2 separate regions of the Homo sapiens genome follow, and region 1 is linked to region 2. Evidence: chromatin loops called from intact Hi-C (ENCODE). Cell type or tissue: left lung. All regions are shown on one strand.

Evidence for each region. Hi-C counts contacts between places; a loop is a spot of excess contacts. Peaks named below come from ENCODE experiments on the same cell type or tissue, not always from the same donor. Only the 100,000 strongest peaks of a DNase experiment are listed, where the experiment ranks them.
Region 1: a loop joins it to region 2, with 5 times the contacts of the local background. A loop is called at or near these places in 4 of 110 quality-filtered maps.

What each region holds. Positions count from the first base shown.
Region 1 is chr22:20,782,112-20,787,111 of GRCh38, forward strand. The region is part of intron 19 of PI4KA (phosphatidylinositol 4-kinase alpha); the gene reads right to left. SERPIND1 (serpin family D member 1) reads left to right here. Exons shown (of 5, transcript NM_000185.4): 3 at 1,861-2,134; 4 at 3,893-4,037; 5 at 4,764-5,000. The coding sequence ends at 4,955. Among named protein-coding and RNA genes, the nearest start is that of SERPIND1, 10 kb to the left of the region's middle. In left lung, a CTCF peak has its summit at 2,347 (motif pointing left); no DNase peak of the experiment used is centred here; H3K27ac peaks cover 1,081 bases.
Region 2 is chr22:20,724,265-20,729,264 of GRCh38, forward strand. PI4KA (phosphatidylinositol 4-kinase alpha) reads right to left here. Exons shown (of 55, transcript NM_058004.4): 40 at 3,510-3,600; 41 at 2,966-3,133; 42 at 2,224-2,277. Among named protein-coding and RNA genes, the nearest start is that of SERPIND1, 47 kb to the right of the region's middle. In left lung, no CTCF peak of the experiment used is centred here; a DNase peak (open chromatin) is centred at 3,027.

The DNA of each region.
Region 1 (5,000 bases), 58 kb after region 2:
TTTTTGGCAGCATCAAAGTCCTCCAACCTACTGGTCTGTTGGAGCCCCCCAAGTACACCAAAGAGCCTCTGCATTAGCCCTGGCTGAGGGTTCAGGGACAGGCAGAGAAGTACAGCAGTGAGCCATCCCTGCCTGCATGGAGGTGGAGAAATGATCAGGCATGGTCAGTTGACAATCTCCTAAACACAGTAACCCGTGTCATACCACAGTGTAAACACACGTGCAAATGCTTCTGCTTCCTTTCCCCATCATGAGAATAGTCACTCAATGCCGGGCATCACAAGGGATCAAATGCTAGGAGTACCCAATCATTCATGGATGCTTCTCAAAGGGGACGAGTGTCTAGAAGTGTAATTTTAATTTCACTTAATTTCATATGGAATCATCTCCATTACTAATTTTGTTCTAATTTTAATGTGATAATCACTTTGTAAAGCACAATAAACAGAGGCAGGCTCTCATGAGGAAGTCAGAAGGAAAGAATCCCAAGAGACATGGGACAGCTCCATCCAAACTGAAAGGGCCGTGATTCCCAAAAGAGCAATTTTGTCCCCAAGGTCTGAAGACACTTTTGGTTGTCACAACCTGGGGGGTTGGAGTAAGCATTACTGGTATCTAGAAGGGGGAGGCTGGGGATGTTGCTAAACACCCTACCATGCACAGGGCAGCCCACATTGCCACAAACTATTATGTGGCCCAAATGTCAAAAATGCTGAGGTTGAGAAACCCTGGGTGAGGCAGACTCAGGGAGAAGGGAATCGAGCTTCACTCACAGGCAGGCAGGAGCTGTCTGGTACTTCAACCTCCAAGACACCTCCTGCTCATCTCATCCTGGCTGCTCTACCCACCAGCTAGAAACCTTGAACAAGTTACTTCACTTCTTTGTGCCTCTGTTTCCTCATATGTAAAAGAGGGATAACAAAACGCACACAACTTGCATGTTGCTAGGAGCAGAAATGAGATAATACAGGAAAGGTGCTGAGAAGAATGCCCGGCACATGGCCAGTTCTCAACTACTAGTCACCCATTACTATTAGTTACTCACATCTTAGAGCTAACATAGACATGGGCTTATTCCTGGATACACAGCACTGTCCCCATATCTACAGTGGTGATCCTAAGGGCAACATGGCATCACCCAAATGTCTTGTTAGTCACTACAGAATCACAGTGTGAGGGATGAAGGCCATCAAGACAGAGCTGAGGCTGGCAGGGTGGCTCATGCCTATAATCCCAGTGCTTTGGAAGGCTGAGGCAGGAGGATTGCTTGAGGCCAAGGGTTTGAGACCAGCCTAGGTAACATAGCAAGACCCCATCTACAATTAAAAAAAAAAAAAAAAAGACAGAAAGAAAAAATAGCCAGGCGTGGCATGTGCTTGTAGTCCAAGCTACTGGGGAGGGAGGCTGAGGCAGGAGGATTCCTTGAGCCTGGGAGTGTGAGGCTGCAGTGAGCTATGATGGCATCGCCGCACTCCAGCCTGCATGACACAGTGAGACCTGGTCTCAAAAACCAAATAATAATAACAGTAATAAAAGCTGGAAAGAGCTCAAAGTTACTCATTTGACAGATGTGACAGATGAAGAAATAGAAGCGAGTTAGGTGCCTTACCATGGTCAAACAACTAGTTCGTATCAGACCCTACTCCAGAAACTATTCCAGTCCGGGTAACCTCTCGTTAACCTCTCTTGTTAGAAATGCAAATTTCTGCCCAAATCAGGCCTCAGGAATCAAGAGACTGTGGGGTCGGCTCTGCAGGCTATCTGAATGAGGCCTCCAGGGAAATCAGATTCACTCTCAAGGGTGAGACGATTTCCCTAAAGGAACCTTCTCATAACAGCCTCTTCCTGTGGCCTTTACAGGATCCTGGGTGAATAAATTCCCAGTGGAAATGACACACAACCACAACTTCCGGCTGAATGAGAGAGAGGTAGTTAAGGTTTCCATGATGCAGACCAAGGGGAACTTCCTCGCAGCAAATGACCAGGAGCTGGACTGCGACATCCTCCAGCTGGAATACGTGGGGGGCATCAGCATGCTAATTGTGGTCCCACACAAGATGTCTGGGATGAAGACCCTCGAAGCGCAACTGACACCCCGGGTGGTGGAGAGATGGCAAAAAAGCATGACAAACAGGTATTTCACACTGTGTGTTTGTTCTTTTGAGCTCCCAGATGCTGGGGGTGTCTGGGAATACTGGAAAATGGATCATTTTTTTAAAAAGGGAGAATTATGTACAAGTACCCAAGAACTTCCATACAGGGCCACTCTGTTAATTCAGCCCCAATTTGTTGCTTGAGATAAGAGATGATTAGAGAGCATTCATAAGGGACACATCTGCCCTCTAGGGGCCAGTTTCAGAAGTTAGAGGCAGATGACTTAGAGACAGCTTGGTGCTTGCTTTGTGGCTTCGAGTCCCAGCTTCATCATCCCTAAAATGGGTATAATTCCATTACTTCCCCGGGTCACTTGAGAAAATAACAGAATCAGCGATGCTGAGCGCCCCTCCCAGTACTTGGAACCTAGGAGGCACTCAAAAAAAGATTGGCTCAACTCTTCCCTGCCCAGGAAATTCCAAGGTCCTCTTAGCCTACCGAGGACACATCATTCATGATTTCCTCTATTATTATTCGTTACTTTGTAGTTAAAACTGCAGGTGTTAAGTACTTATTGAGATTATTATTGGGTCATGGCAGAAAGAATGGAGAGGTCTTATTTCTGTCTTACTGGATACTGGCTAGGCCCATATGAAGAAGTGATTCTGGTTTGAACCTCCTTATAGGACAAGAATACAAACATATGCAACCAAACTGAGAAAAGTAGGCTCTCAGAGGAAGGTATTTGCCCGGGTAGCCAGTCATCATGCTCTGTGAATTTTTCCTTAACAACGTCCCTTCTGTACCTGCCTCCTTCCATTCCTCCCTGCAGCCCGGCAGCTCTTGAGAAAGGGACTGCATCTTTTTTTTTTTTTTTTTTTTGAGACAGGGTCTTGTTCTGTCACCCAGGCTGGAGTGCAGTGGCATCATCATGGCTCACTGCAGCCTCAACCTCCTGAACTTAAGTGATCCTCTCACCTCAGCCTCCTGAATAGTTGAGACTACAGGCGTGCACCTTCATGCCCAGCTAATTAAACTTTTTTTGGTAGAGATGAGGTCTCGCTGTGTTGCCCAGGCTGGTCTTGAACTCCTGGCCTCAAGCAGTCCTCCTGCCTTGGCCTTCCAAAGTGCTGGGATTAACAGGCGTGAGCCGCTGTGCCTGGCCCATTTGACTTTTAATTGAGATCTTACTTGGTGCAAGGTATGAGCTAGGTAAAAGAGTGAAGAAGATCAAGCCTTCCTGCCCATCCAGCTGGGATTGCACCTTAAATCTCTTTATCCCCTGCAAAGTGCCAGACTAACTCCACAGGCACTACTGTTGCTATCCGCCCCCTTAGGGATTGAGTAAGTTGAGGCAAAGATTGAGAATATTCAGCATTGTCTAGTATATACAGGAAAGGTTCTTTTTAAAAGTACACTACCAGATATTCGACTCCTTAATTACAAAAAAAAAACCAAATGCCTAAAATTGGGAAACCAAACCAGAGAATTATTTTAGATGCCTTTTTAAACCATAAACCAGGAAAAGTTCTGCTGCTAACCTTGAAGATAGGAAACGAACCATACAGTCTCAAGGAAATAATCATGCAACAGAAAACACACCTCAGTTTTCAGTAGCGGAATTACAAAGGAGTGTGCTTCCTAAAATCCTCAACTGACAGTCCCGGAATATAAATTTTAATAAGTGCTATATCAATTCTGTGATAAATATAACCCGTGGCCCTTTAAAGGGAAAATCATGATTCTTTTGTAACTTGTGGTTCAATAAAACTGGGCCCCCCTTTCCTTTTCTGTCTAGAACTCGAGAAGTGCTTCTGCCGAAATTCAAGCTGGAGAAGAACTACAATCTAGTGGAGTCCCTGAAGTTGATGGGGATCAGGATGCTGTTTGACAAAAATGGCAACATGGCAGGCATCTCAGACCAAAGGATCGCCATCGACCTGGTAACCACTCCCTTGTCCACCCCCGACCCGTCCCCAGGGTCTGCCTCAGCACAGCCCCACCTCCACTTGCCCTTCCTACCCACCCCCCAATCTCATGTCCCAGCTTGGGGTGCTGAGTCTGCTCTTCGGCCTGGGTGGGATACACAGAATGCCTAGTTTCATGGATGCCAGCTGGAGAGCACGGCACCTGGCAGACACTTACTGGGCAGGGGGGATCCCAAGAGCAGCCATGGGGTGAGCCCCACTCCCGCTGACACCAGAGACAGGGGAGACATGTGCTGCGGTCTGGGAAATAGCTACCCCCAGCCAAATCATGAAAGAGCCATTAAACACCGCACTATACACATACTTAACTTAAACCAATCGGGCGCTCAGCAAAAGAGAGAGAACACCAGTCCAAACAGTGCAGCAGACCCAGTTCCCCATCCCGGAGAAGTGCGCAGCAGTGTGGGGAGCTGGAGCTGGGGTGGCTGTCCTGCACCAGCCCCCACGACCCTCAGACCACAGGCACTGCCAAGAGGGAACATGAACCTAGCCGGCCTCTAAGTGCAACGGCTGCCCCTGACAGGTGGTGACAGATATTTTCAAGAGTGACTCTGACCAGCTGTGATTTCCACCTTACATGTTGTCTTTGGATCCTTTCCCTGAATGATATGAGATTGTGCTGGGAACTCTAGCCCTCTGTGTGCTGACCTCCAGAATCTGACAACTTTCCTTTCCAAACAGTTCAAGCACCAAGGCACGATCACAGTGAACGAGGAAGGCACCCAAGCCACCACTGTGACCACGGTGGGGTTCATGCCGCTGTCCACCCAAGTCCGCTTCACTGTCGACCGCCCCTTTCTTTTCCTCATCTACGAGCATCGCACCAGCTGCCTGCTCTTCATGGGAAGAGTGGCCAACCCCAGCAGGTCCTAGAGGTGGAGGTCTAGGTGTCTGAAGTGCCTTGGGGGCACCCTCATT
Region 2 (5,000 bases):
ATTGCACTCCAGCCTGGGCAACAAGAGCGAAACTCTGTCTAAAAAAAAAAAAAAATTCTGGCTGAGCGCAGTGGCTCATGCCTGTAATCCTAGCACTATGGGATGCCAAGGCAGGTGAATCACCTGAGGTCAGGAGTTTTGAGACCAGCCTGGCCAACATGGTGAAACCCTGTCTCCACTAAAAATACAAAAAATAAGCCGGGCGTGGTGGCATGCACCTTCAATCCCAGCTACTTGGGAGGCTGAGGCAGGAGAACTGCTTGAATCTGGGAGGCAGAGGCTGCAAGGAGCCGAGAATGCCACTGCACTGCAGCCTGGGCAACAGAGCGAGACTCTGTCTAAAACAAAACAAAACGAACAAAAAAAAATTCCCTAAAAATGGAAAGCAAGAAAGAAACCAGTGAAACTAGCTGAGTCCTGAGTTGGTACAACCACACACAGAAGAATCATTTCAGGCGGCCTTTCTCTGGTAGCCACCACCAAGAGTTCACACGGAGGCCCTGGGTACTGGCTCCCCTCCCCACTGCCTCTGGATCTCACCCTTATGCTAGGCCTGTATGCAAGCAGAGAGCCAAGCAGTCAAGGGAAAATAATGTGGGAGGGGAGCCAGGGGGAAGGAAACAGGTTGCTGAAGAGAAGGTGCCTCATGACAATCCTGTAAGTTGCCACCAGTGTGAAGGCTCCGGCTTGGTGAGTGTGGCTCCACACATATCACCACTCAGAGGCGCAGAGAGTGTGGCACTACCTAGTGAGGGCAGTGAATGATTCCACAGGACTCAGTCTTTCAGCAGAGGCTGGCTGCTGTTCTAGAAGCACTTTGGTCTACAGACTCCAAGGCTAGCCCCTGGGACACCCAGCCATGTAACTCAGCCAGCCCACAGGTGGGCCAGAGTGGTGAGGACTCAGCCAGGACACATGGAGTCTGCTGCCCAATTCATCCAGGGAAATGAGGTCAGCCCTGGGGTTGGGGAATAGGGCAGACAAGCTGCACTCAGACACAGGGTGCAGTGGGCAGGCTGGCGCGAGGGCAGAGGCGGCTCGGGCTCCTGGCTGTGGTCATTCCCATGGATATTTTCTGTGCCATGACCTGTGCTGAGCACTTTATGTCCATGGATACTGTTACGGGCTGAACTGTGTCCCTTCAAATTCATATGTTACAGGACCTCAGAATGGTACTGTATTTGGAGATAGGGTCTTTATAGAGATGATTAAGGTAAAATGAGGTCAATAGGGTGGGTCCTAATCTAGTATGACAGGTGTTCTTATAAGGGGAGATTAGGACACAGACACACACAAAAGGATGACCCTGTAAGGACTCAGGGAGAAGATGGCTATCAATAAGCCAGGGAGATGGGCACAGTGGCTCAGGCCTATAATCCCAGCACTTTTGGAGGCGGAGGTGGGCAGATTGCCTGAGCTCAGGAGTTTGAGACCAGCCTGGGACAACATAGCGAAACTCCATCTCTACAAAAAATACAAAAATTAGCTGGGCGTGGTCGCACACGCCTGTCATCCCAGTTACTTGGGAGGGGTAGCGGGGAAGGTGCTGAGGTGGGAGGATAGCTTGAGCCCGAGAGGTTGAGGCTGCAGTGAGCTGAGATCACGCCACTGCACTCTAGCCTGAGTGACAGAGCGAGACCCTGTCTCTTAAAAAAAAAAAAAAAGCCAGGGAGACAGGCCTCAGAAGGAAACAACCCTGTTCGAACAATGACCTTGGACTTCTGGCCTCCAGAATTCATGTTTTTTGTTTGTTTGTTTGTTTTGTTTTTTGGCCTCCACAATTCTGAGAATGAGAATAGACATTTCTGTCGTTTAAGCTGCCCAGTCTGTGGTGCTTCGCTATGCAGCCCTGGCAGACTAATGCATATGTCATCTCGTTAATTTTCCTCACCACTTCCGGCTGAAGAGGGCAGGATTCAGGGATTTGAGGGGACCCCACCGATGAGAGGGAAGCCTGGCCAGGCTGCCTAGCCAGGCTGGCAACAGCCCCAGAACCGGCTCGCTCCACAGAGCATGCTTGGGCCTCAGGGTGAGGCAGTGGGTGAACATGGGTATCAAGGGACAATCACAGGGCCTGGGGTAGGGGGAGCAAGGGGACTGCTGGGCAGCCCTGCCCCTGAGGAGGCTCTGAGGAGCCTGTGAGGGCTGGGGACAGACCGGGCACAAGCTGGTGTGGAACACACTCTGTGAGTGAAGAGGACGGCCATGCAGGTGCAGGCTTACCTTGTCGTACCTGAGGGCCTGCACAATCTGGGGGATGTAGAAGAGGATGGCGTCCTGTGGAGGTGGAGCAGAGTTGGCCATGACTTCTGAGAGCAGAGCCACCCAACCCTACGGCCCAGGCCCTGCCTCTGCTTCTGCTCTGCCCACAGCAGGGCTGAGAACTGGGGAAAGCCCAGAGGATGGCAGGCAAAATGACCGATGGCTCAGAACACAGGAATGGAGGAAACAGGTAAAAGGAGCAAGGCTCCCGCTCTACAGCGGGCGAGGGCCTCGTGCTCCTCACTAGGGAGCCTGCCTCAGGGAATGGTCTGCTGTGGGTCAGACTCTAGAATATTCCAGAGACCCTTCTCCACCATCATCATGGCTATCTCGTGGGCTCCCTGGGCTCCCACAAGGAGTGAGGGACCCTCCACGGGTGAGGTCACTGTGGGGTTCCAAGGCACAGCTAGCTGCACTGCTGTGTGGGGTGTGCACAGCTGCCGCGCCGCCTCGTAATCAAACTCAAGTTAACTTTATGTCTTTAACTCAAACGCCTCACTAGATTAAAAAACAAATGTAACTAGAGAACACATTTGAATTAGAACTAAATCCATCTTCTACAACTACTTGAGCAAAAAACAGGGAAAGGACCAGTATGTAACGGGGCGACCTCATGGCCAATGGTGGGGCCTGTGCCTCTCACCAGGTAAGACCCCTCCCAACAGTCCTACCAGAGGCCAGCTCAGCAGGGCCCTGGGCTCACCGGAGGGAAGGACCGCAGGACTTTCACCCCGTACTGCGCCGTGAGAGGGTGCGGCGGGTACATGCTGGAGAAGTAGGAGAGGCCTGTGGGTGGGTCCGTGGGCGCCCAGCACAGCACATGGCTGAGCTCTGGAGCATCGGCGTCGATGGTGTGCCAGGTGACCAGGAACTGCAGAGAAGGTGGGGAGATGCTGTGGCTTGGGCAGTCCCGGGACCTCTGGAAATACCTGGTCCACGGGCCACACAAGGACGGCCATGAGAAGTGATGTTTCTAAGCATCGGTAACCATGGGGAAGATGCTTCTGATGTGTTATGGAAAACAACGTAACTGCAATTAGGGTGAAGTGCATTACATTTTTTTCTACTGTGAACAAAATAAATGCTACAGACAAGAAATAGAAAACACAGGAAATCAGAAAAACCATGAATAGCACTGAAGTTGCCAAGCGGCTGTTTTTGTCTCATTTCTAGTTTCAGGCATTTCTGGGTGCAGTGTGCTATTTTGTGCAGTTTGAACTCAGGCCCTGGTACGTGGGCTACACTACCTTGATTGCTTCAGGCACATCACTAACGGCTCCCGGGTCCAACCGAACGAGACGGGTCACTTCGTTCCCAATGGCTTCTGTGTTCTTAAACCTACAGTGCACAGAGGGTATGGGTGGTGCTGCCTCGCCAGGGAACCTGCACTCTCCCACCACACTGGAGTGAGGGGAGCCAGGGGGAAACACTGAACTGGAGGGATTCACATCAATACCAAGTGACGGCTTGGGTACAAACAAATAGAAAGAATGAAGACCTGCTATTTGATAGCACAACAGGGGGACTACAGCCAATAATAACTTAATTGTATATTGAAAAATAACTTTAAAAGAGTGTAACTGGATTGTTTGTAACTCCAAGGACAAATGCTTGAGGGGATGGATACCCCATTCTCCAAGATGTGCTTATTTCACGTTGCATGCCTGTATCAAAACATCTCATGCACCTCATAAATACAGACATCTACTACATATGCACAGAAATTTAAAAAAAAAGTTTAAATAAAAAAATGTTTAGCCAGGTGACGGCTAAATGTTCTATTATGCCACTAACTAGTAGGTCTGAACATTAGTGTTTTTTAAAAAGAGGATTATAATCTGCTGTGATGAAATGCTGGAACTTTCTTAAAGAAACAGGAATTTTTCTACACTTAACTGTTTAAAGGGCTTCCTTTCACCATCCTTGTCTTAAAACCCCTGCCTCTTACTCCTTTTCCTACCATATCCTCTCCTGACTCTCCACAGCTGCTCATCCAGTGAGTCAGTGTCTCAGTCAACAGTCCAGGGGCCACAAGGCACCTGGTCCATGAAGGGGCAGCTACTGGTTTCCAGGTGTTCCCACCTCAGGCTAATGCAAGGCGGATGTCCCATGAGCACTGTGCTTTGAGACAATGCAGAGCTGCGCTGCGATCCTATTCCAGAGGATCAAAGTAGGGCTGGAGAGAGGATGCAGTACATTGGCAAGTCTGGGCTCACAATGGAGAATCACCCACCCTGGACACATTCACAGGAGGCTGTGGACCATCTGGTGGGATTCTAAACAGGGACTCTGCAGTCCCTCTCAGCCACCATCGGTCTGAAGTTCTGTCCCCATAAGAGCTGCCACAGAGAGATCACAGGAATGTCACTGCTGTCTGCAGCATGTGCCTCCTCCAAATACTCTGCCACTGAAAGGTGACATCCAGGAACAAACCCAAACCCTCCCCAAGGCGGTTCCGGCAGCCACCTGCCAGGAGTGACAGCCTCCACATGCTTCCTATCCGGCAGGAATCAGATCTTGGCTCTGAATTCACCCTGCTGCTACCTCCCTAGGCTCCAGCTGCTGCAGCACCCCAGGCAGGCATCTGAAAAGATCACGAGGGTTGCTGGGTTATCTCTGCACAGAAGGGCTCGGGGAGTGTCCTGGGGCTCGAGGACTAGACTACTTCCTGACTATCCTTGAAAGGGGCTGCAGGGCACTCCTGAGAACTCATGACCCAGCTGGCAAGCACCCTGCGC